Linked DNA regions of Mus musculus: region 1 is linked to region 2. A link is a loop called in an ENCODE intact Hi-C map of the cell type or tissue named here. Cell type or tissue: heart. All regions are shown on one strand. Each heading gives the region's core, and the rest is flanking DNA. Links, peaks and the distances in the headings are about the cores only.

The links. Hi-C counts contacts between places; a loop is a spot of excess contacts. Peaks named below come from ENCODE experiments on the same cell type or tissue, not always from the same donor. Only the 100,000 strongest peaks of a DNase experiment are listed, where the experiment ranks them.
Region 1: a loop joins it to region 2, with 2.4 times the contacts of the local background. A loop is called at or near these places in 2 of 42 quality-filtered maps.

The regions. Positions count from the first base shown.
Region 1 is chr11:96,962,637-96,971,862 of GRCm38, forward strand. It overlaps Sp2 (Sp2 transcription factor), which reads right to left. Exons shown (of 7, transcript NM_001080964.2): 2 at 729-805. It overlaps D030028A08Rik (RIKEN cDNA D030028A08 gene), which reads left to right. Exons shown (of 6, transcript NR_003293.3): 6 at 935-2,424. Among named protein-coding and RNA genes, the nearest start is that of Sp2, 10 kb to the right of the region's middle. In heart, for the core only: CTCF peaks have their summits at 1,130 (motif pointing left), 4,178 (motif pointing left), 7,205 and 7,406; DNase peaks (open chromatin) are centred at 1,105, 6,005, 6,795, 7,265 and 3 weaker places; H3K4me3 peaks cover 2,544 bases; H3K27ac peaks cover 4,408 bases.
Region 2 is chr11:96,824,971-96,834,196 of GRCm38, forward strand. It overlaps Nfe2l1 (nuclear factor, erythroid derived 2,-like 1), which reads right to left and starts at 4,998. Exons shown (of 5, transcript NM_008686.3): 1 at 4,849-4,998; 2 at 2,228-3,253. The coding sequence starts at 2,737. In heart, for the core only: a CTCF peak has its summit at 4,485; DNase peaks (open chromatin) are centred at 1,741, 2,381, 4,651, 5,171 and 1 weaker place; H3K4me3 peaks cover 5,554 bases; H3K27ac peaks cover 4,735 bases.

The sequences.
Region 1 (9,226 bases), core at 431-8,430, 140 kb after region 2:
CAAGTACTTGTACTTGGTGCTTTCAGAGGCCAGAGAGGGTGTCAGATCACTTGATCCTGGAGTATGAGCTATCATATCAAACCCAGGCCTCTGGAGGAGCAGCCAGCGCTCTTAAGCCACTGAGCACCTCTCTACCTCTTTTTTTCTTTTTGGCTTTTCAAGACAGGGTTTCTCTGTGTAGCCCTGGAACTCACTTTGTAGAACAGGCTGGCCTCGAACTCAGGAATCCGCCAGCCTCTGCCTCCCGAGTGCTGGGATTAAAGACATGCGCCACCACGCCTGGCTCTCTCCACCTCCTTTGCCGTCATTTTTGAGACAGGGTCTCTTACTGAATCTGAAACTCACTGACTGGGCAAGACTAGTTGGCCAGTAAGCCCAGTGGAGCCCCTCTGTCTGCCTCTCGAATGCCAGGATTATAGGTGTGTACTACCAAGCCCAGCCCAGCGGTTTACACGGGAACTTGGAATTGAACTCAAGAACTCATGCATGTGCAGCAACTTTACTAAGAGCCATGGCCCCAGCCCCAGAGGTCACGGGTAACACAACTCTTTTTGCCTGACCCAACTTTGACATCTTAGACAGGTGTCTATGTCTTAGTTCAGAAATGAGAACAAGTGAATCTCCCTGGGTGTCTGCAGTGAGAGCGAGCGGGTCTGAGTAAGGCAGAAAACCCACTTCATCAACCCGCCGGGCTCTGGCCCTGCCCTCAGAGAGCACCGTGCACTTGCCTGGGTAGTAGCAGCAGCAGGCTGCAGGTAGTCACTGGGACTGACAGCAGCAGTGGCGGCCATGCTCATCTGTGGATCTGCTGGGAGAAAGATGGAATGATGTAAGAAACACACCACAGGAGAACCCAAGGCCCCTTGCCTCCGCTTTTTAAATTAAATTAATTTTTTTTTTTTTTTTTTTGCCTCTGTTGCTGCTTTTCCAACAGGTTAAGAGCTTTTCCTGCAAGGCCCCGCTCGAGCATCCCAGCCCCGGGCTTGCCAGGGTGAGCTTTTCCTTTGCTTACACTCATCGATTCAGGCCAGGCCTGCCTTCACCACACTCCCCACACCATCTAAGATGAGGAGAACTGGGAGACTCGTGTGTCGGTCCGGCTGTGCTGAGTCCAGAGTGCCCCCTGGTGGACACTGGTAGCCCTCTAAATCTGAATCTCTTCATTGGGGCAGAGCCTCTAGGCTTGTGCTAAGGCAGGCTACCAGCTCAATCCAGCGGGAGCTAGATGCAAGCCAGTCTGGGAAAGAAGAAAGGCAAGGCCAGCATTCCTGAGCAGCAGGACATAGCTGTCCTACTCTAAAGGCTGTCTGTCTGCTCAACCTTCATCAACCTTCACACAGAGACACAAGGGCCTCCAGGAACCAGAAGACGGCAACTCCTTTAAGCCAGCAGTTCTCAGCCTATGGGTCGTGACCCATTTGGCAAACCTCTCCAAAAGTATTTACATGACACTTCGTAAGAGTAGCAAAAGTATGGCTGTGAAGTGGCAGAAAAAATAATGTTATGTTTGGGGGTCACCACAACATGAGGGACTGCACTAAAGGGTTGCTGCGTAAGGAAGGCTGAGAAGCGCTGCCTTAAGTGGACTAACCCCTTTACCCAGGACAACTGATCTGACTGTGTAGGTCATAGACTCAGCAGGGCTAACAACTACATGGAAGAATGAACACTTTCCACTTTTGTGTATATGCAGTAATAGCTGGCAGAATTTTTCTCTTCTCATTTCCCCACAACTGGATAGTTGACCTCCATATCAACAGGTTCTGTAGCCACAGATTCAACCAACCATGCATCAAGAAATGTTGGTGCTACATAATCTGCAGATGACTTAAGGTATGCGGCAGATGTGCAACTTACAGGTAACTTCTATACATTATATATAAGTCTTGAGCATCTACGGGTTCTGGAATCTCCAGGAGCTCCTGTGGGTACCAAAGGATCACTGTATCCTCCTATAATTTTTAAACTTTAATTTTACTTTATTTGAGACAGGAATCTTGCACCATATCCCAGGTTGGCCTGGGACTCGTTTACTAGTCTCTCAAGGGCTGGGATTACAGGTGTGTGCCACCAGGCCCAGCCGCTTACTTTTGATAAGAGAGAAACTAAGAGTACTGGCTATTCTTCCAGAAGACCCATGTTCAAGTCCCAGCACCCACATGGTCATCACAATCCTCTGTATCTCCAGTTCCAAGGGCTGGCCTCCTCTAGCCTCCAGTGCAGGATGCACATATGCAAGTGGTGTAAAACGTACATGCAGGGGAAAACCCATACACATAGCATTTTAAACAAATAAAGGGCAAGCAAGAGGCTGGATGTGGTGGCACACGCCTTTAATCTCAGCACATGGGAGGCAGGGGAAACTGGATCTCTAGGAGTTTGAAGCCAGCCTGGTCTACATAGTGAGCCCATTAAAAAAAATCCAAAAAACAAAAAACAAACAAACAAAAAAAGAAAGAAAAAGAAGAAAGAAAGGAAAATGAAGCCCTAAGAGCTCTGGGTGAAGACTCTGCCATGGTAAGAGTCATAAATCACTAAGGCAAAGCAACTGGGAAGTCAGGCTGGTATCTTAGACATTAAGAAAGCAAATTCCAGGAAACAGAGAGATGGGGAAGACTCAAGGGACAGAAGCTCAGGAACTGACCCCAAGTCAGGAGTCTATGAGGACAGAGCTCAGGCAGAAACAGAACTATAGTTTGGTGAGGACAGAAGTACCACCATTCATGGCTTTTTTCAGGCCCCTGAAAGGTAGAAGGTAAAGAAAGAGAAACAGGCAGGCTGGCTGGCCAGGAAGCAACACAGTGCCTTCAGTGGTCACCAGGCCCCAAGCCATGAGATGCAGCAGAACAAGGGTGATCCTGCGATGCTGCCAACTGGGAGGCCAGTGGATGGTTCTGCGCAGTGGACACATAGATTCTAGGATATTACAGACACGGATCCCTGTAAAATCATTGCAGTTATGAAGGAACAACTACAGAAAAAAGCATGCAATTGCAAAAACTAGTCCTGTAAGCACAGCCATTTGCTTTTAAAGGTTCTGGATGGGCCCATCTGTAAAAGACATGCACCACACATTCTGTTTCACCTGACATTGTAGTGCTTATAGTATTTTTGTGAACAAGGAGGAGGAAATGAAGGTGATCATATCATTTGGGGCTAAGGGTTGGTGGGTACGAGCCAAGGTATCCAACTCAGATTTGGCTCAGGACCAGGGGCCACAGGCATCTTGGGTCTTTTTTTGTTTGTTTGTTTTTGGTTTTTTGAGACAGGGTTTCTCTGTGTAGCCCTGGCTGTCCTGTCCTGGAACTCACTTTGTAGACCAGGCTGGCTCGAACTCAGAAATCCGCCTGCCTCTGCCTCCCAAGTGCTGGGATTAAAGGCGTGCACCACCATGGCCAGGCATCTTGGGTCTTTTGACTGACATTTTTTTCCTTATGGTAATTGTCATTTTAATTAATTAACTATTTACTCACTGAATATCACATTAGTCTAGCCTTTGCCTCCGACTGCTGGAATTTAAGTCATGCACCACCATGTTTGGCTAACAAAAACTATTTTTAAAAAAACTAAAAAATACAATTATAAGACAAGAAAAATAATATTCCCTATATATTACTCCCCACACTGGGTTATATTCAGTCTTGGGCCCATTCTAAGGGGTATTTCCAACGAGAGACTTTCAAGCTTCTGACCACACTCTGTAAGTTCAAAGGACAAAAGCAAGCCACCCGTGTAGATGTTCAAGAAGCCAGGTTTCTGTTTAACTCAAAGATACCTTTGAAAGACTGAACCAGTTGTCTCAGAGGGGGTGATGTCTCCCTTTCTCTAAAATTGTTTAACCAGAGACAAGATGTATATTGTTGGAGATGGGATAGAGGTGGGGTGAAAAGTTGGACTACATTTTCTTTCAAATGTTTATCCTGAGGCGCAAGGGTGTGGATCAGGTGGGAGAGACCCTGCCTCACATGTGCAAGGTCCCTGGTTACATACCTAGCACAGTAAAACAAAACAAACAAAAAATTTTCAGTCCAGGTTGTGCTGATGAAAACACAAAGGTTGGGGCTGGAGAGATGGCTCAGCGGTTAAGAGCACTGCCTGCTCTTCCAGAGGTCCTGAGTTCAATTCCCAGCAACCACATGGTGGCTCAACTATCCGTAATGAGATCTGATGCCCTCTTCTGGTGTGTCTGAAGACAGCTACAGTGTACTCACATACAATAAAATAAATAAATCTTTAAAAACAAAACAAAAGCCCCACAAAGGTCTCTTAGGAGGTTCTCAAGGATTCAAGTTTACTTAACAAAACTTAGTGAATGATGTCCTTCCTGTATTACGAAACACAGAGACTTGCAGTGGGCAGAGTAAAAGGAAGTGGAACAAAGACAGACCAGCACTTCCTAACCGCTTCGCTCTCCCTCTGTAGCCCTGGATCGATCGGTGTGGAAACCTGGTTGAACTCCAGAGTTTAAGCCTGTGAGTCATGACCCCTGAAGGGATGTCAGTCGGCCCTTTTGTAGGAGCCACATATGAGATATTCTGCATATCAGATATTTGTATTGCGAGTCATAATAGCAAAATTACAATTATGAAGTGGCAACAAAATAATTTTATGGTTGGCGGTCACTCCACGAGGAACTGTATCAGCTGGTCGCAGTGGTAGGAAGGTTGAGAGCCACTGGGTCAGAGGGTAAAGCAGAGCCTACTGCGGAGGCTGCGGGCTGCTGCTTCCGGCTGCACACCTCATCCTAGTTTCATTTTCTTCCCCAGCTGGCTCATGAAATACTTCTTTAGTCTAAAACCACTATGGCTGTCTCCTATTGTCACTGAGAGCTTTGTGTGGCCCCTGGGCAAAAATGGGAGAAACATTTCCCTGCCACTGCAGAATTCTACTCTGGAAAGAGAAAGAAGAAGAAAGAGAGAAGCACTTCTGGCTGGTGTGAGGCAGTGGATGTGGATAAGGAGAGGCAGACACGTACCCACAGATTCTCCGAGCAGCCTCACTCCACCTGGAACCCTGTGTTTAGCGTGTGTAATGTGATGTAAGTCATGCTTGATGCTCCTCCACGCTACTGAGAGCACTGCAGAGTGGGATAGAAAGCCACAGAGGGGCTCAGCTCTGATTCTGTAATCACTTCACACCACTTCCACTATGCTACACGGTCTTCTTCCTGTTCTAGGGGTTTGACTCAGGGCCTCACACACGCACAGCAAATGCTATACCCCTGAGCCATCTCCAGCACAGCCACCAAATTTTAATAGTACCGTAGTATGTGGTCACTGAAACCTACAACTTAGCAATATGGGTAATAAGGATTACTGCATTTTTCTCCTTTTTTACATTTATTTATTTTGTGTGTGTTTGAACACATATGAAAGTCACAGAACAATTTGGAACCAGTTCTTTCCACCACGTGGGTTCTGTAGGGACTGAACCCTGGTTATCAAGTTTGGCAGCAATCACCTTATCTGCTGAGCCATATCACACACACTTACTAAATATTCTTGAAAGAAAAAAGTGCGTGTCTCTCAGTTGTAGAATCTGGATTTTATCATTCATTTCAGCTAAAACGTCCCCAAGTCTCTAAGCTGAAGTGTGGCAGTGATCTTTGATACAAGCAATAATGACCGGCACATCTCTGTCCTAAGGAAAAGTCCTGAGGGTGTGAACAAGGCAGCAGGGAGGAAGGAGTATCAGGTAACTGAGGGCCGAACAGAACCCAAGACAGAGAGAAAAGCACCTAATGTCCAGACTCTTAAGAGCATCCGCCTCCATCTCTTGCCCTCCAGTACAGCCTTCTCCTCCTGCCTCACGCTGCCGTCCCCTCCACACCTCCCTCCACACTCAGAGGGCTGCTTCTACCAGGTCACCAGACCTCTCTCGAGGCTGCCGCCCCCTCCAAATTCACTCCATCACTGAAATACTGATATTCTTCAACAAACGACCCTTCTCACCCAAGACCTCTTTCCTTGGGGGACTGTGTCTGTTCACGTGGCTTCAGACTGCTTCCACAGGCTCGCTCCCAGGGCTGTGTTCAGCCCAGCCCTCTGTGGCCCTTCACTGGGTCAGCCAGACACTCCCAACCCAGAGCATTCCCTCCTGGCCTGTTTGTTCTTTCCCCTCCCCAGCCTCCGCAGCCCTCCCTTTGGATCCCAGGAGCTTATCTCTGTTACCCTTCCCTTGCTTAGGGCTCTTCTGACTTTTCCAGCTGATGCTTGCACCTTTAGGCCACTTTTCATTTTCCTCCCTAGCAAAATTTATTGACAGCCATTTTGTAACAGGTATATCGTCTCCTTGGGTCCTTTCTGGACTGAGATGAAGTCAGGACTTTTGCTAGCATCCAGTGCCCATTACAGTGAGAGCAGCCTAAGGGATGGGAGTAAGGGCCTGCTCTTTGAGTAAGCTGTGCTGCTGCTTGGTCTTCACTGGTTCCTGGTACAGTTCCGCAAGAGTGGGGAGAATAGAGTCTTTGGAATATGTAGTTGCAATCTCAGCAGGACCCTGAGCATCACCCTCCTGGTGGGTAACTGGGTCCTCCTCATTCTTGGTACAAGTTTCTCTCCTTGCTGTTCAGTAATCCCAAGGCATTGCTTAAATGACCCCTCAGGCTCAGGCAGAGCTCCCATCCACAGCCTCCAGGGCAGCTTTCAGCCTCTGGCCCACTTCCCTTTATCCAGCCAGTTCACTTTTGGAAGACTATCTTTGCAAACCCAGAACCCTTCTACCCTCTCCCCTGACCACACCTCCCCCATAGTTTTCTTCGGAAGCTCTTCTGATAAGCTTAGAGGGACCAAGCACCCAGCCTCCTCCCTCCTCGCCTGCCATTCTCTCTCCTGGGAGCCTGAAGCCAGCGCTCTCCCTTTGGCCACTTATAATCCCTAGAGGTTGTTTCTCACTTACTCTCCAGAAGCAGATGACCTTGTTGGGTGCCAGTGCACACTCCTGTAGCACCCTTGGCAATGCTGGCCTCACCACAGAGCAGGGAGCATAGATGGCTCTACGCTGGAGGGGGTGGGCTTTCTCTGGCCGATTGGGTTGGGAGAACATAATAGGAAGGACCCTGAGCCCTGATTATCAGGTTATCCTAGGATGGAACGGGGCTCAAAGTCCACACTTAGACCCTAGGCTACTGGGCTTTTTTTTTTTTTTTAAACCCTTCCCAACTATGGCTTCCTTAGCCCTCCACTATGGTATTTCCCCAGCAGGAATTTCACTCTGCACAAACAGTCCTTCTGGTGGCTATTTTGGTCAGTCTGGCTGGGCCAGAAGCCAGTAAAGCAGTTTCTAAGGCCAGGCTTTCCCAGTTGCCTAGCCTGGAAGAACTCAGAGCTGGTGAGGAAAAAGCAAGCTACAGCTGGTTTTAAAGAACAAAACTGGACCTCTAGGGAAACTAGTGAATGAATCAGCCTGGATGGAGGGTGGAGGGAGCAAGCTGAGCTGGGACAGGCTCCAAACTGTCCCGAAAACTGAACCCAGCAACCACACACAGGAAGATTTAGTTCATGCCTTTCATTGCAGAACTCTTGAGCAGAGGCTGCTAACGCCACAGGCCAAGAGGAGAGAGCAGATCCCCTCTCCAGCCCAAGCCTGACCCCACCGCTCCGCCATGACCCTGAGATACACACAGGACTTTATCAAGCAGTTACCCTTCCTTTCTGAGCCGGGATTCCTAACCTCTCTAACTCCTCAGTCACCAAGGAGACTCCTTACTCCTCTGGTTCAACTTAACTTTCTTTTTTTCTCACCTTAAACATATTTTATTTGTGTGTATATGTGTGGACATCTGTGTATGGCTACACACATGCCATGGCCAACATGAGGTCAGAGGACAACTTTTACAAGTTGTTTCTCCCCTTCCCCCATGTGGGTGCTGGGGTTGAATCCGTGGTGTCAGACTCAGCCTGACATGACAGGCTAACACCTTGAAGCACTGAGCTACCCGGCAGGCTTCCAACTTCATTTTTCAATGTCATAGTACATGAAAGCACACTCATAATTATGTTTTCTAAGTTTAGTACAGTATCCAGTAAGTTACATGATATACACTTTGTTATAAAACACGTTGTGGCAAATGACTTTGTCTGACTCTCAGCAAACCTAAGTAGTCTTTGGTTTCTGAGATAGGGTCTCATGGAGTTCAAGCTGGCCTCAAATTCACTATGGATCCAAGCATGGCCTTTAACTCCTGGTCCTCCAGCCTCCACCTCTGGAGTGCTGTGAATACAGATGTGCATCACTACACCTGTTTTTTAAACCAGTGTAACATTTGCTGTAATATTGGGAAGGCTAGGTATATTAAAATGCATGTTTGCTGAGCAGTTTGCTGAGCAGTGGTGGCGCACGCCTTTAATCCCAGCACTCAGGAGGCAGAGGCAGGCAGATTTCTATGAGTTGGAGGCCAGCCTGGCCTACAAAGCAAGTCCAGGACAGCTAGGAAATCCTTTCTTGAAAAACACAACAAACAAACAAACAAACAATTGTGCAAAGGACAGCTCTACCCTAAGCCCAGCAGGCTGTGCACTTGCTGCTCCTCATTACTCTCCACAATCATTCCTGAGCGTGGCTCCAATCAGGCTGTACACGTCATTCATCCTCCCCAAACTGCCAATGCTACCAGGCCTCATGTTTCTGAATCTAACTGCTAACTCCGAGACCTGAGCCCTCGTCTTGTGATCTGAGAGCTGACTGTTCTTGGTCCTGGAAACAGTTATTTTATGTGCCCAAGACAGCCTCCTGCTCTGCAGGTTTCTTCTAAATCTCTGGTGGTTTTTCCCCTCTTGTCAAATTCTAGGCAGTTAAACTCTAAGCTCCAGAATCCATTTCAGGACCTACATTTCTGTCTTCTCTGCTTTCTGGTGATTTTGCCAGCTCTCATGGCTTTCAAAGCCAATGCTTCACAGATACTGAATAAAGAGGACCTGAGTTTCTATCTCCAGACCACCTCCTGCCGGCATCTTCTCTTTTACAGCAGTGGGCACCTTGAATGTAAGCAGCCCTGAATCACGTTTCCGATGGCTCCTGATTCCATGCTTTTTCAGGTATTCCCCACTGCAGCGAAGGCTAACCACATCCACCCAGCTGCTCGGCCCTAAGACCTTGGAATTGTCTTTGATTTTTGTTTTTTTTTTTTTTTTCCACATGTGGAAGCAAACACTTCTAGCTCTAACTTCAAAACACATTCCAAACATGAGGCGTTCACCCTGACGCCATCACCTAATCCATGTCTGTT
Region 2 (9,226 bases), core at 546-8,545:
GGAGAGCATTTGGTGCCCAACCCGGGCTAGCACCTCTCCTAGCAGGCCGGCCAGGAGGTGCGAGTGGGGGAAACCCGACAGAATTGGAATTTAAAAATCCCACTTCTGCCTTCCTGGATTGCTTTCTCAGGGGAAATAGAAATTTCTCCTCACTACTACTCCCCCAGAGCCTAAGGTCAGGCCAGAGAGACAGTGTGTTCTCCCTTGGTTACAGCCTGCTTCTAACCCAGGAAGAGCTGTAAACAGGCCACCCCTTGCTCTGGGCAGGGTGCCAACCTGGAGGGGAATCCTATCCCTGACATGGGCCTAAGCTATGGCTGCCCATGGAACAGGCCTGGCAGCAGGGAGCACTACCACCCCAGGGATAATACCGGCTCCAGCAGTGCCTGTCACATGCTCTGGACCTGGGTATTTTTATCCCTGAGTTGCTGAGGAAATGTTGTTCTAGGCACATCATAATCCTCCCTTCCCTCCTCCCCAGCCTGGGTCCCTCAGGCATGACCCACCCAGCTTCCCAGAGGGAGTGGAGTGGTAGGGCCTGGGTCAGAGAAAACACACCTTCTTTACGGCCATGAGAAGGAAGGCAGATACCAAGTTCCATCCTATTCTGCTCCAACACACCCAGTTACATCCAAAAATTTCTATATTCCCCAAAAAGCTCCCTGAAGGACAGTATCAGTGCTGACCCTGTAGGGTTCTCAGGAGAAGACCTACCCATGCCACTTGGGGGCAGGAACAGGATTCTTCAGATCTCAGGACTTCAGAAGTCCATTTAAATCACAGAGTGAGGAGAAGCAGAAAAAAGGTGAGATGCCAAGCGACACTACAAGAATCTAATACAAAGCCAGACAGCAGAACATGCCTCATGATAATCCCAGCATTTAGGGAGAGGCAAAGGTAGTAGGGCAAGAGAAGTTCTGCAAGTTCAAGGCTACCCTTACCTACATAAAGCAAGATTCAGGCCAGCCAGACCATCTCAAAAATAACACAATTTTAAAGAGAGATAGATATAAGACCAAAATCTCTGATAGGCAAAAAATGCTCCGGACCTCCATGGTCAGACAATCCCAGCCTCTCGCACACAGATCCAGGATAGCTAGCTGATCTGAGTGAGCGGCTTTCCCAATCACAATGACCAACAATTCAGGGTGAGATAAACTGTTTAAGACAACACTGCTGGTCTTGCCTATCAGGTGTACCAGTAGCATCCTTCCCCACAGCTGTGACAAAGATCACCCCTAGATGAGGACCACGGATCGAATATAAGCATCCTCTCTACCAGTCACTAATGATCAAGACAACTGAGATAATGAGTAGACCTAATGCAGGAAGGGAGACAAACGTGGTCTGAGATGGTGGGCAGAGAGAACCAAGCTCTGCAGCAGCTCTATCCTCCACACTAACCAGGCCAGTGCAGAGAGCAGTGGGTCTTTTGGGGGCTCCTAGGGCTAGTAGCAGATCAGACCTGTTTCACCACTTAGGTAGTCAGACAGGGCAGCAGTAGCTATTTGCATCACTAAAGAAAAGGAACTGCATCCTTCTCTGTACCCACAGGTTTGCCAGCCCTGGGCCAGGAGCTAAAGATCACCTCTTAAGCTCAGATCAAGCTGAGCTGAGCACAGTACAGTTCTCTTCTAGCTTCCAGCCTTTCCTGCTCTACTCCCTGCAGCAGGCCTTTAGCAAAGAATGGGAGCTTTGGCCTCTGCTGGCCAAAAATAACTACCAAAGTCTACCCCTTGGCTCAGGCCCAGGAGCTAAAGGGAGTTTACAACAACAAGCCTGACCTGTAGAACTTTAGGATACAGTAGTAGGATACAGTGTTTTAGGGTGGGGGCGGGGGCGGGGCTAACAAGTCAAGAGAGGCCACACAGTATTTCTTAGCAACAATGTGCACTCAAAGCCTATCATAACATAACCCTGTCCCCAGCTAAGGCCTCTAGCAGTCATACCAAAATCTAAGCAGTAAAAACCCTGGTATGTTCTAGGAACCACCCCACCCTGACAGTACCCTCAGAGGTGGGTCAATGGATCAAAACAAAAATTTTCCCAGCTCCCAACCCTGAAGTCAGACAATTTAGGCCATTCCTACCCAAACAGGTCCACAGGTCCAAACCCAACCCCAACCTATTTGGTTCTTCAGAGGACTCAGTGCAGAGCCAACAACCCTTCAGAACCAGCCCATTCCTCCCCCTTGTCCAGGCCCGCCCACCGCCATAGGGCCACTAACCTCTTTGGTTAAGTCTCCACTGACAGGAGGGGCTACAGCCCCCAGGTCCTCCAAATCTTCACCGAATCCCTGCTCCGTTTCGCTTTCTCTCACCCCGTTGTCTGGGCCTGTCACATCTTGGAGGCCACTGGAACTCTCGAGGGCGAGGCCTGAGTTGGGCTGGCTGCCAGAGACAGACCCCTCCGGGTCTCGGTGGACCAGCCAAGCATTGACCTCAGTGGTAGGCACCTGGAACCTATCCAGGGCCCTCACCTGACTAAGGAGCCGCCGGGCAGTGAAGTAATTGTCCAGGTCTATGCTCTTGGGGTGGATCCCATAGCCATCCAAGGTATTCCTCAGGTTGTGGAACTGGGTCTGGGTATAGGCAGAGCTGGGCCCCAGGATGATCTCCCGGAGAGGGGGGAGCTGTGAGGTCAGGTAAGTATCCACGTCCACCCGAACCCCAATCAGACTCAGCAGGATGGTGAACTGGAGAAGTCCTTCCGTTAAATATTTCTTCAGAGAAAGCATTGCTGAAGGACCAGAATATTTATGCTTTTTTGTTTTTAAATCTTCCACAAGACAAATCAAGGCCACTGCTCTGCCACTTCAGCCAGCAGGCTACCCTCCTCAGTGCCAGACCCTGGACCCCACCCTGGCACAACACAAGGGCTGAGCTCCCTGACGGCCCCAGACGACAGCACACCCCGTGGAGCGAAAGCCACATTCACTTTTCCCTTTTTGACACCTCACCTCGCAAAGTTGAGCCGTTCGATCGTTCCTAACACAGTCCAGGCGCTCAGGGCCCTCAACTTACTTCACCACAGCCCATACACAGTCACTTTCGGATTCACATTAGTTGTCCTCTATGGAGATCCACTGCAGGCTGCTCACACCAACAGCTGATGGAGTCTTTCTTTCCTCCTTTTTTTTTTCCCCCCCTTCTCCTTCCTAAGGTTTATTTTCTTTGGCTGGAGCTACAGGTCTTTGTCTTGGGTCAGAGTGTCCCGCCTCCTCTGCACTTACCAGGGGGGTTTCCAGAGAACCCTGAAATGGGAATCACAGAACAACAAGATAAGATTCCACACTCTTCACTTCATGGTCAGGGTAAGAAGCTCGGGCAGAGAGTAGGAAACACGTGTAAAGGTTACTTTTACACGGAAAAGCCAAGCCAAACCTGCTGTGCCAACTATGAAAGGAAAAGGAAGGAAAGAAGCACCCTAAATACTAAATATTAAATCTGCCACACTTCCTAAAAGGTCTTATTTGAAGCAGACTGTGCGTGCAAGGCATTCAAAACTTTCTTACACTTTGTCTCATTTACCAACACTCTTAATAGAACACATTACCCAGTTTCTAATTTTAGCACAAGAAGTCCATTTCCTATCCTTAAAAAAATTTGGTTTCCCATGTCATTGTCCTTTCCAACTCTAAAGAGAAGACAGAGATTATTACTGAGAGACTGTGAAAAAATACATGAAAATGTTCAGGCCTCCATTTCATATGCCTTTTTGTTATTCCAACTTTTGAAATCTCATTTCCCCTTTCCTATCATTCTTTCATTCGTTAATTAATTAATTTATTTTTTTAAATAAAAGACCAGCCTAATAGCACAGGCCACTCAGAACGTTGAAACGTTAAGATCAGGGGTTTAAGACCAGCCTGGTTTCAATAGTAAAATAAAAGAATGTCCAGGACAAGGATACAGATCACGGGTGCCTGGTTAGAGGCCCTAGGTCCAATCCCCAGTATGGCAAAATAAAAGAACAGGGTAGGGTACAGGAGGACAGTGGAAGATTGTGGAGCCGTGCTCCACCTGGAATTTGAATTCACAGGTTTTAGCTTTATTCACATGACCTTCTGAGCCAAAGCAGAAGGATATGGCCAAGTTCTCGATCTCACTTGCCAAGTGGGGAGAAGGTAAATTTGCCTTCCCATTTCTGATTTCTACTTTTGAGCTTCCATTAAATTCCTAAACTCCTCTACTGTGGCCCACTATCAACTTCGCTCTAAAGGTGAAGTGGGAGCGACACGTAGGAGACACACACACCCACGAATACCCTCATTCGGTTGAGTAAACATCCCTGCTTTTGAAACCCGCCCGTCCTCGCGCAATTTACTACTAAAACTTCCCAAGAGCCACTTAAAGTTTGAGAGAGCAGACAAAGTTCTTCAAAGCCCACAAGGCCAAAGAGAGAGCGCTCCGGCCCCAGTCCGGTCCCACCCTGCCGTACCCGAGTCTGGATGAGACCAAGCTGCCATGCCCACTCTCGCCGACGCGCCTCCAAGCTTTCTGGGACACGGAGCGACAAGTGCTACTTTGCTGGCCTTGACCCACCCTTAAAAGCGAGCCTCACCCCGCCCTCCGTTCCCCAGGCCCCACCCCGCTCGCGAGCCCAGCCTCACCACGCCCTCCCATGCCCTCGGCCCTTCTCAGTCCAGCCCACCCAGGAACACGCTTTCTGGTCGGCCCCGCGTTTCTTTCCGGCCGTGTCCAGGGCCCGAGCCCGATCAAGACCCCTCTCGGCCTCCCGGGTCCCGCCTCCTGCTCCTCAACCACATCTCGCCGCCCCTTATCCCACAAGCTTTCGGCCCTGTTGCACCGCGGCTATCTCGTTGGGGAAGGGAATTAGAGCAGGTACCCGCTGCTGAGGTCACAGTCTGTCGCTGCCGCCACAGCAGGCCCTCAGCCCAAGTCCCGGCCTCGCCACCGCCGCCGTCGCCGCCACCTCCGGCCGGCCTGGAGCGCCCAGCCTCGGCTTCCCTCCCCGCCCCCTCCTTCCACTGCACTCGGAAACCCGCCCGCCACGGCCACCCCAGAAACAGTTGGTCCAATCAGATAGCCGGGACTAGAGTCGTCACCGGATGTCACTTTGATTGACAGCAAAGAAAACCCAATAGTCGAGTTTGTGTCTGCCCACTCGGCACAGTCCTCCCGAGACTGACGTGGAGAGAAGTCCAATGAGTGTGCAGGCCCGCCCCCCGGTATGGACCCACCAATGAGTGAGGCGAAGGCCCTAGTGTCCGGCATTCTGAACCTCTCCGCTGCGGGTTGGAGGTGGGCGGTGTTGTAAGTTAGGTGATTCTAGCTCATTGTGTGCCTAGGAATGCGGTCCTTTAAGGCAGATAATGGAGCATTGACGCCGGAGCCCGAGATTCCGTCCTTGAGGGTCCCCACGGTGACTTGTAAAAGTCCAGTGAGATCCGAGGGGGGGGCCGAGGCGGAGTACGGAGCATGTGGCTCTGATGGTCGCGACGTTCGTGTCGCCATCTTGAGTCCTGGCAACGGAAACCGGTACCCCCTGTCTGCCTTAGAGCCTGGTGTAACCTGTTCGTCAGGCAGGAAGGGTGGCATCTTGTAGCCCAGGCAACAGTCAGGTCGTGGAAACTGCGGGGCAGACGAGGGCCTTAGAGAAATGTTGGTAGTGTGATAGATAGGACATAGTAACTCGTTTTTGCCATCAAAGAAACACCGGGAAGAGCCCCTCCCCTTCCTCTAACCTCGCACACAGCTTAGTTTTTGCTTTTCAGGAACGTTCCATCGTTGCCAGAGTTCCCCATACAACTATAGTACCAAAACATTTTTTGTGACTCAAATATAAGTGTGCTCTCAACATCATTTATTAGATTCCAAATTACAAAGCCTTTGTGAGATTCTTGTTCAGTGACCCTGTGGTAGGGGCCTGATAACGTTCCCTATAAGTAATTCTGATACAGCTGGTCCGAAGACCACATGTAGGAAATCATTGTATTGAAGTTTGTACTGTGTAGCTGTGGGACAGAGGTGAGATGCCAACTGAGTTCTTGTCTCCTTTTAAGAGGCCATAATCTAGTTGACAGTTCATTATTCGCTGTCCTTGTGCAATTAAGGACAAGGCCAACTGATAATGCAGCAGATAAGTTCACTTCACGCTGTGCTAGGAGAGTTAGCACCAATATGGAGGGGTTCTCAGAATGTAAAGTACGTTTCACAGATATAATATGCACCAAGAATTCAACTGATTCTTACAAAAATTATTAAGCTACCACATACCTTTTTAAATGGAAACAAATTATTTTGAGCTAGTTAACACTTTCAAAGACTGTTTTTACTTCATCGTTTTTTAGTGTGTCCCAATAAATTACTAGAATACAAAATTTATGAAAACTAGACATTTGTGTATTAATTGTTGGGTCTTCAAAACAACAGGCATAGTGTCCCATGCCTTTAATCCTGGCACTCTTGGAATCTTTGTGAACTCAAGGGCATTCTCATGTACGAAGAGTTCAAGATCAGCCAGGGCTACAAGTGTTGGGTTTCAGAGGGGTTATTTTACTTTACAAAGTAGACCTGGCCTCCAGGTCCTCCCAGCATTCCTCAGTCCTTACCTGGCATACTCACCCTCTACACAGACTCCCCACAGGCTCTTCCCTGTACAATCCAGACATTTAGTTCTCTTGGCCCCTCCCTTCTCTTTTCTCTCCCTCTGCACTTGTTTCTCTTTCTCTTCTCCCCTCCCCTCTGTCTCCCTCCCCCTGACCTTGTGGCTCCGGACCAGTGAACTCACCTGCCTGGAAGCAGTTTCCCAATAAACCTGCTTACATATACCCTGATCTGGCTTGAGTTGGCTCGTTTCACCGCTGGAGAAATAATTAATCATCCAGAACAGGCAGAGCTACATAGAAAGTTCCAGAACAGCCAGGGCCACATGCATGCCCTTGCTCATAAACAAAACAAGCAAACAAAAAGTACACGGAAGCATGGAACCTAGATGTTAACTACAAAAAAGAAAAAAAAGAAAGAAAGAAAACGTGATAGAGTACTTACCCAGCGTGCAAGGGGCACTGGGTTTAATCTGCTGCAATAAACAAAAGGTTCTAGCAATAGAAAAGCAGGTAGGGGCTGGTGAGATGGCTCAGTGGGTAAGAGTACCCGACTGCTCTTCCTTTTTTTTTTTTTTTTTTTTTAATATTTATTTATTTATTATATGTAAGTACACTGTAGCTGTCTTCAGACACTCCAGAAGGGGGAGTCAGATCTCATTACAGATGGTTGTGAGCCACCATGTGGTTGCTGGGACTTGAACTCAGGACCTTAGGAAGAGCAGTTGGTGCTCTTAACAGCTGAGCCATCTCACCAGCCCCCCCGACTGCTCTTCCAAAGGTCCAGTGTTCAAGTCCCAGCAACCACATGGTGGCTCACAACCATCCGTAACGAGATCTGACTCCCTCTTCTGGTGTGTCTGAAGACAGCTACAGTGTACTTACATATAATAATAAATAAATCTAAAAAAAAAAAAGAAAAGAAAAGAAAAGCAGGTAGACCCCATGATTCAAAGCTCCTGCAAAAAATAGAAGCATTTTCAGAGTACAGTAGGTTGTTTTGTTTTCTCAGTTTCTCCCTCTATAGCCCCAGGCTGCCCTGGAATTTAGGGCAAGCCTCCTGCTTCTGCCTCCCCGGTTCTGCCTGTATTACAGGTGTGCTTCACCACCCTCAGCTACAGTGCATTCACAGCGCAGTCAGGGCCCCAATGGGCTTAGAGGCATACACAAAAGTAGAAGCAGACAAACAGAAAAGTTAAAAAAAAAAAAAATCAAGTCACTCAGTTCCCCTTCTTAAAAGGGAGGGCCAATTATGACAAGCTCTTAAAATTACCATAGTGTTTTTTGGTTTTTTGGTTTGGTTTGGTTTGTTGAGACAGGGTTTCTCTGTGTAGCCCTGGCTGTCCCGGTACTCACTCTGTAGACCAGGCTGGCTTCCCCCTCCATTTTATATCTAATCTGTTTAGTTAGTCTCTTACTAGCAGTTGTTAAGTGTCCTGTTCCAGACCCCTAAAATGTGCTCCAATCATAACTAATCAAATGGGGGCAGTTCTCAGTTAAGAGTTATTGCTCTTCACTGTCACTTGCAGTGTTGGAATGAGGTGCTTCCCCTATACCCACACTATACCCACATAGGTCCGGGCATTTGAGTACTTGGTCCCTAGTAGAAGTCTATTTGGAGAAGCCTAGAAGGTGTGGCCTTTCTGGAGGAATTACATCACTGGGGCAGGGCTTTGAGGTTTCAGAAGACTTTCCATTTCAAACTCAAGTGGTCTGTTTGCTGTTTGCTGTTAGAGATGTGAGCCCTCAGTTCTTCAGTTTCTCAGATCTAGTTGCCTTATGTGCCTGGTAGCACACTTCCCTGCTGAGATGGTAATAGACGTCTGGAGCTGTAAGCCCCAAATCCTTCTAAGTTACCTTGGCCATGGCGGAAATATCACAGCAATAAGAAAGGTGGTTAATACACTCATCTCTCTGACATATTGAGACAGATCCCAGAGGCTGGCTTGTTAGGGCTGCCAGAGCTCAAACTTTTGTCCCAAAATAAAACCAAGAACTAGGGCTGGTGAGATGGCTCAGTGGGTAAGAGCACCCGAATGCTCTTCAGAAAGTCCGAAGTTCAAATCCTAGCAACCATATGGTGGCTCACAACCATCCATAACGAGATCTGACACCCTCTTCTGGAGTGTCTGAAGACACCTACAGTGTACTTACATATAATAAATAAATCTTAAAAAAAAAAAAAACAAACCAAGAACTAATTTCCACACTTAGAAAGAGGAAAACAAGAAAGCAGACCATTTAGCCACTAAGTTATTGAGACCACGAAATAAACATTGCTATAAGTGAAAAAAAAGGATGAAGACACAGTTTACAAAAGGTCCACATGTGTGTCCCTTGCAGGCTGCATCCCATCGCTGCATCCCATCATGACCCCTCCTGACCCCTCACCCCCTGTCCTATGCAGCAAGCTCAAGGTTCTTCACCCAGAGGTGGGACGCATCTCCCTCTGCTTGAGGTGGTCCTTTCTCTGATCCTAACCTCCACTGAAGACTGGGACCATCCAAACCATTGGTAGTCTCCAAACAAGGAAGCGGTGTGCCAGGATGAGAGAAGGGAGGTTCCCACCGGGTGATCTGCACAGAGCTTCAGCAGCTAATCCTGGTGGTAGTGATACAGTTTGAGAAGATAGCTATGCCGGTCTCCCTAGAGACCAGC